2 separate regions of the Homo sapiens genome follow, and region 2 is linked to region 1. A link is a contact called in ENCODE Hi-C data. All regions are on one chromosome and are shown on one strand. Each heading gives the region's core, a stretch centred on a gene start or an enhancer-like site at or near the end of the contact. The rest is flanking DNA. Distances are from core to core; before and after follow the strand shown.

Region 1 (3,622 bases), core at 1,051-3,550:
TGGGGTATTCCTGTTGTCGAAAGAGAGGTGAACAGGGAAGGAAATCTTGGTGGGACTAACTCCTAACTTCAGGCTAAGGTGGCATCTCTCCGCTGGGTTTAATGGAAGCCTCCCAGGGTTGGAGGGTGAACCGAGGTGCCTTTTGGGTACTCAGGAGCTCACCTGGCTCTCAGAGGCCCCACCCGGCCGCAAACCTGTACTGTTTACCTTTCTGTTGCTCCTGTACCCTTCAGGGTCCCTAAAGACCAGCGCTTCCTTGAGAGGGGAGGGGCAGGTTCCAGGCCCTCACCCTCTGTGGGGGCCTTTTCTTTCCCGTCAAGAGAGAGCGCAGGGAACGGCCACCAGGGGTGTCAGGAAGGACTAGGTTAAGCCCGGACTCCCGGTGTGATGACTACCGTAGGACTCACTCTTTCCCTCTAGCGACGTCCTGCTCATCGTCCACTCCCCGTTGAGATAAAGTTGCATTTAGCGCTCCCAGGGGACTGCGTAATGGATGGAACCAGCTCCTTCTCTCACCAGCAAGTGAACATCCTTCTCACTTCCCTCTGGAGCTAGAAGGAAGGGAGGGGGTGGGGGGGAACATGAAAAGAAAGAAAGAAAAAGCCATGGTGACGCCTGTGGGCTCTTCTTGGAATCTGAGTAGGTGAGTGGGTATGCTAAACACACATGCATTTGTGCAGAGGAAAGATAAAATCCACGGGAACGCAAATTTAGGTTTATAGAAATGAGATCTGCTCTTTGGTGGAAATACAGACTTCCTTGGTGTGGGAGAGAACAGAAAGATTATCTGATTTCTGCTTTCCATAAGCAGCCCCTTGCTGCTCTCCAGCTCTCTTACCGCAGATGTGATAACATCTGGGCTGTTAGGTTATTATCACCGCGAGCAAGTGCTCCTTCCCTGGGGACTTTGGCACCTGAACTGTGGCTCCCCTGGGAGGCTCTTGATCTGCTACCACATAAGGGCCATATAACAGGTTGGCTAATTGATTTATTCTTTTTAGGTCTTAATTTCACAATAATTTTTTAAAAATTTAAAAACTGGACCAGAGCTTGTCCCCGTTCTTTCAAATTGGCTTGATTTAATATTTTTGAATCAAGCTTTCCTGTAAGTTAGTTTGATCTGTCTCCTATTGAAAAAAATATATATAAGCAGGCAGAGATATGAGGCAAAAAGCCAAAAAGATGGAAGGGAAAAGAAAGTTCTCTTTTCAACATCTTATTCCCTTTTCTCTGAAGCAGTTTTCCTGGAGTTCCCAGCATAAAGTGTGTGTGTGTGTGTGTGTGTGTGTGTGTGTGTGTGTACGCTGAGGGGAGGAAGGATCCCAACTACACCCTGTTAACTGTTTTTTCCTTTTGATTACTAGAAGCCTTAGATCACCCGGAGCTCGTTTGAAACGTGGGTTTGTACACGGTTGAAGGAGACAAACAATAAGAGAAATGCACAATTTCATTTCAACAGCTTTTCCCGAGTAGAAAGCACACGCTCCTTGTGGCTCCTAAGTGGCTGTCACTGGCGGTGCCTGACACAGTTATATTCACAACAACAACAAAAAAGTATGCGGAGGAAATTAAATTATATGGAAATCAATAGCGTCTGACTGCTTCAAACAAATGTCTGTCACCGCGATTATTCTCCAGGAACCTATTTATAAACCTTTAAAGAAACAGGTTCTTGCAGCAAAAGACAGCACCTTCTGCATTTCTGTGTTGTTATTTATACTGTATACAGAGGAATGCGCGGGCATAATTTAACGTAGAAATGTCCAGCTGTATACATTATACAACAGCTTGTTAGGCATCCCGAAGAGGAGGAATGCCTAAGTAATGCTCATATATTCAAGGCTTGCTATCAGGGAGAAGAAACATACACACATACACACACACGCACGCACACACACACACACACACACACATAGAGGGGCGTGCGCGCATCTCGTCTTTTTTATTCTAAAAGGTGCCCACCCTTAGACAATAGCTGGACCTTCTGATCTTTCCAGACCACGGTGGGAAAGGTGAGGCGGGCAGTGCGCATGCCCGGGTAGCTACAGGTGCATCACCTGCGCTGTCCTTGCTGGTGGTCACTATAAGAGCGGCTCCCACGCGCTGGTCGCGGCCGGACGAGCGCGCGCGCGCGCAGACGCACGGGGCCGCCGAGAAGGAGAGCGCGCGTCAGACAGACGGAGACAGCTGATGCCTGTCAGCGCGGTGGGGCCGCGAGCTCTCGCGAGAGCTCCCCGGGACGGCCGCGAGAAGTGGGGCTCAGGTGTTAGAGGAGTGCATCCCGTCGGCGCGCGGGGCTAGAGCTGTCGGAGAAGCGGGACCGCGAGGCCGGCGCGCGGCGCTCTGCGCGGTCAGAGGGAGCGCCTGGCAGCAGCAGGAGCAGCAGCAGCAGCCCGCGGCGGGGCCGCCGCCAGCCGCCGCGACCGCCGCGGCTGCAGCCTCCGAAGGGAGGCCGGGTGAGCCGGCGTACGCACTTTCCCGCGGACTTTCGGAGTGTTTGTGGATATACATGCCAAGCCGCCACGATGATGTCCATGAACAGCAAGCAGCCTCACTTTGCCATGCATCCCACCCTCCCTGAGCACAAGTACCCGTCGCTGCACTCCAGCTCCGAGGCCATCCGGCGGGCCTGCCTGCCCACGCCGCCGGTAAGCGCCCCACGCCCGCGGCCCCGGCCCGCGCGCCCGCCCCTCCCCGTCTCCGAAACGCTGCATGTCGGGGGCTGGTGTGTGCAGGTCCCGGTGCGGGGAACTGCGGGCAGGGGGTGTAGAGCAGTCCCGCAGCGAGGCACGTTTTGTCCGGCGGCCCTTAATGTCGTGTTCCTGTCTGCCTCTGCCTCCGCGTCAGGCGCCTGCGATCGGAGTAGGGAGCGCTGGGGCCAGGACTCTCGACTTCCCTCTACTTTCTCTGTTAATTTCACGCCTCAGAAAGGCAGTCTCTGTGCGTGCTCGGGTGTGTGACACGGGTCCCCAGCTGCGAGTTACATTTCCATTTCTTCTTTTCCCTCTTTTTCGTCTCCCACGCCCGTTTCCGGAATGTGTTCTTGTGTCCCCCTTTCTCCCTACTTCTGTCCCCCTCTCCACGCTCCCATCCCTTCTCGTCTGCCCCCTCCCTGGTCGTCAATGTGCCCCCTCTCCGTCTTTCCCGCTCTCCACTGCCCCCAAACCCGTTGTTATTTTGGTTGCTTTGTGTTTGCCCTTCGCATGCTGTGCTTTCCGGCCTGTGTGTGTGTTTCTTCTGTTGTTTTGTTTTGCTCTTTTGGTTTTGTGGTTTTTTTGGTTTGGTTTGTGTCGCCTGCAGCTGCAGAGCAACCTCTTCGCCAGCCTGGACGAGACGCTGCTGGCGCGGGCCGAGGCGCTGGCGGCCGTGGACATCGCCGTGTCCCAGGGCAAGAGCCATCCTTTCAAGCCGGACGCCACGTACCACACGATGAACAGCGTGCCGTGCACGTCCACTTCCACGGTGCCTCTGGCGCACCACCACCACCACCACCACCACCACCAGGCGCTCGAACCCGGCGATCTGCTGGACCACATCTCCTCGCCGTCGCTCGCGCTCATGGCCGGCGCGGGCGGCGCGGGCGCGGCGGCCGGCGGCGGCGGCGCCCACGACGGCCCGGGGG
Region 2 (3,622 bases), core at 791-3,290, 1.7 Mb before region 1:
GTTTATATTAATATCTTTGTATTCATTTTAAACCAGCCGGCCTAATGCACACACGTTTTGGAAGGTAACCCAGCCTGTCCGCGTCGTGTCCCGGAGAAGAAAGCAGCCTTAGCCCCGCGCCGGGCGGGCGCCCCCTGGTGGCCAGAGGGGCCGCGAGCGCAGCGGCGCCTGCGTTCACCGTCGGCTCAATGGATTCGGGCGTCCGGCGAGCGGCTGTGGCCAGAGAGGCCCAGCTGTTTTGCGCCCGCAGTCCCGGGACGCTCGGGAGCAGGCCGTTGTAGCCTCGTCCACCCTCACCTTAGGGGTCGGGGGACGTAGGCCAGCGCCCGGAAATAACGCATGCCACTTCCCTTGCCATCTCTGGTTCCAAATCCCTAGAGAAAGAGGAGAGCCCTAGAGAAACATGGAGAAGTCAGGGTGAGACCGCAGCGAGGCAGAGAGCGCGCTGGGGACATTCTAGAGCAGGAGCTCAGAAGAAGGCAGCTAGTTCCAGGGTAGCTGCAAATGGATTGGGTTAAAGCTGGACGAGTGAAGCACCATGTTTTCCTAACACTGCTTTCAAGAACACCCCGCATGGGGCAAGATCGCAGGTGCTATTCGGGAATTTTGACCGTACAAGCAGGTACTTCCCTGTAAAGTAAAAGCATTCTGTAAGTCGCTCGACAGAATGCAATATTAGGCGTGTGTATGCGCAAGTTTTAATTTTCCACTGGTGCTCCCACGTGAAGGCACATTTCTTAGTAAATGAACGGCAGCTAGGACAGTGCATATGTATGCATTTTCTATCTTTATTTTTTTTTTGTAAATGGGAAAGAATAGTGCACCTTCAACATGGACAACAGAATCTTGAGAAATGTTCTAGGTGGCAAGAAAAGTGGGAAATGAAGGATGACTTTTAGTTAAGGGAAGAAGGAAATCTGCAGTGAGCCAACCCTTCCCTCCCCCCCGCCCCCCCATTTCGGAAGCCCATGCTGTCGCCCTGAGTAATCTTGTTCCTGTCTATTAATGAATTAAGTTAAAAGGCTTAGACTGTAGACTTTAGCTACTGCATGAAGCAAAATAGTAAGGAAGCTCTTCAAAAAGCCTCCATTCATAGATAACCCCCCTTAAAAATGAAATTCTAATAAACGGAAAAACTACAAGTCGACACAATCAAAAGCAAATCCCAGCAAGAGCAGAAGGTACTTGAAACTCGAATCTGCATTCCGTTCCTCCCGTACAAGGCTCGGAGGTGGGGGAGGCGGTTTGTGCTGGTGCCTGGTGTATAATCGGGTTAATCCAGTAGACAAAGAATAAACCAATAGCCCTCCCACCTCACTTCCCGCTCCCCTTCCCCTCCCCCTTCTTCTCCCCCCGCCCCAGCCCCCGTCACCCGCTCCGCAAAGGGGAACAGAAAAGGGGAGAGGTAGACTTGAAATGGATTCTGGATAAAGTCTTAAAACCTGCAACTTGTTTTTCATGCTAACACTGCGTGGCCCAGATTAGTCTTAAATGTTCATTCCCCTTTCCTGGTGGCAAGGAGAAAGTTCCCTAAGTCAGCTCGAGCCTCTGGCTCGTCCTCATTGCCTCTGGGCAAACCTTAAGGTCAGTGTTTCCTTGAAACTAGATAAACTGACCCTGCAGTGCCCAGCCCGGCCCCGCGGGCGCCCCGCGTGACGGCGCTCGGGCGGCAGGACCGGCCTGGGGACGCGCGGGGCGGCGCGGTTGCCCTTTTGAATGCCTCCTGCGGCTCGGAGCGCTGGCGGGCGCTGGAGTGTGAGTGAATGTAGCCCCGCGGAGCCAATGAGCTGGGACCGGATGCGATATATCCTCTGGGACAACAACTGCTCTGTTCCGCCTCGGATCCACATGACGCCATTTACTGCTGCCGCGGCCGCCGCAGAGCTCCCTGCCTCCTCCGGAAAGGCGAGGGCGCAGGCCAACGGCGAGCCCCCCCCGGGCGGGCCCCAGACCCTCCTCCTCCTCCTCCTCCTCCTCTTCCTCCTCCTCCGCACCCACCGCCCCCGCCTCGGCCTCGCTGCCTCGCCTCCACAACGCCCAGTCTGCACCGCCGAGAGCTGCGCGCCGCAGCGCTAGCGGAGGAGAGGGGCCGGCGGAGCGCGCAGCGCCCAGGCCCCCGCGCCCGCCCGGCCCGGCCCGGCCCGCGCCCCCGCGCCGCCTCCGCTACGACGCGGCCCCGGCCGCACCACTTGGCGATCTGGCTTTAGGTTCTCCGTAAGGCCGTTTTCTTTTCCCATTCGCTCATCTGCCAGGAAAAGGGACTTGCCGTTGGCGCTTCGGCCTCTTGTTCATTGAGAAAAAAGAGGAAATACTCCGCGTGCGCTTGTAGAAGGGGAGTCGTCTCCAGCTCCGAACCCCGGAGTGTTCATCAGCGGGGAATCTGGCTCCGAATTCTCTTTTTTTCTCCCGCCGATTGCTCGGAAGTTGGTCTAAAGCAGAGGTTGGAAAGAAAGGAAAAAAGTTTGCATCGAGACTGGATTTATTTGCACATCGCAGAAAGAAGAGAATCCAAGGGAGAGGGGTTGGTGCAAAGCCGCGATCACGGTGAGGCACGTTTGGCTCTTCCCCTCCTGGCGCCGCGGCCGGCGCGTTGTGGGCAACATGGAGTAGGTGCAGCCGGACCAGGAGTTGGGTCCGTCTCTCCCCGAGCCTCCCTTTCTCAAATCCCGCAGGGTCTTCGCGAGGATCCGGGGCGCTCCCCGCGGACCTGCCTCGCCCGGGGCTTGGGCTCGGCCTGCCTCTGCGGGGACTTCTGTATGCACCCCGTGCAGTGTCCCCGACAGGCGACCCCGCGCGCCCGCGCTCTAGGGGGTTGGGACGGAGGACAGCTAGCCTGAAGTCTGCTCCCAGCCGTGCACTGGCCGCGAATTCGGCGCTGAGAGCGGGAGAGGGAGAGAAAAACACTTTGTATTTTCCAGGTTGCCTTTGCAGGCGCCCGCATTTCTAACCTGTTCTTCCTCTTGGTGGAAGGCAAAGTCCAGGGAGAGGCTGTCCCTAGGCGGGGCGCTGGTGGGGCTGGGGGACACAGGTTGCCCGCCTCGGGGGCAGGAGACTTCCAGGGTGAGAAAAAGGCAGGGTGCCGGGTGGAGGGAGTGCCCGCCTCTGCTCCGTGTGGACAGTCTAGCCCGGAGCGGGTGGGAGCGTCGCCCTGCCTGGCGCCGGGTCTCTGCGGTTCGGAAGTGCAGCTCTCTCTCTTCCGTTCTTCGTGGTCAGCCTGGGTCACACTTATTTTATTTTTGGAAGCTCGGGCTGACCCAGCGCAGGAAGAAAGTCATCAAGCGGTCGCGATCATTTTCCATTACCTGAAAGTAGGTGGCAAAATAGGCAATTTTTTATTTCCTTTTGTTGTTGTTGTTGCTGTGTTTTAATTTGGATTCTTGTGTGTTTTTTACAAAGCAGTTTCTGTGTCCGTTTGCCCCACCCTAGAGCTGAAGTTCTTTTCCCCTAATCCTCAGTCTGATCACACACTGTTCTTAATGGGGGTTTCAAAGCACTTTCAAAGGGGAGGGGGGACTGGGAAAGAGAAGAGGGGCGGAGGTAGGGAGTCCAGCTTTGAAGAAGGAGGCCAGGGATCGGATCGGCAGAAATCACTTAAAAAATAAAAACAAAAAAGCCCCCTTTT

Evidence for each region. A loop is a pair of places that touch in the nucleus more often than their neighbours do. Pooled maps may share reads with other maps.
Region 2: a loop to region 1 is called in a pooled map, with 11 times the contacts of the local background. The contact joins the promoter of SPRY2 here to the promoter of POU4F1 in region 1. A Hi-C loop is called at or near these places in 1 of 168 maps with a recorded cell type or tissue (naive thymus-derived CD4-positive, alpha-beta T cell), 3 of 37 single-sample maps with no recorded cell type and 10 of 50 pooled maps.

What each region holds. Positions count from the first base shown.
Region 1 is chr13:78,602,230-78,605,851 of GRCh38, reverse strand. POU4F1 (POU class 4 homeobox 1) reads left to right here and starts at 2,300. Exons shown (of 2, transcript NM_006237.4): 1 at 2,300-2,648; 2 at 3,301-3,622. The coding sequence starts at 2,526. OBI1-AS1 (OBI1 antisense RNA 1) reads right to left here. Exons shown (of 6, transcript NR_047001.1): 4 at 408-551. RefSeq lists a silencer at 2,350-2,509.
Region 2 is chr13:80,339,544-80,343,165 of GRCh38, reverse strand. SPRY2 (sprouty RTK signaling antagonist 2) reads left to right here and starts at 2,040. Exons shown (of 2, transcript NM_005842.4): 1 at 2,040-2,544. RefSeq lists an enhancer at 1-216 and silencers at 34-223, 1,623-1,672, 1,903-2,092.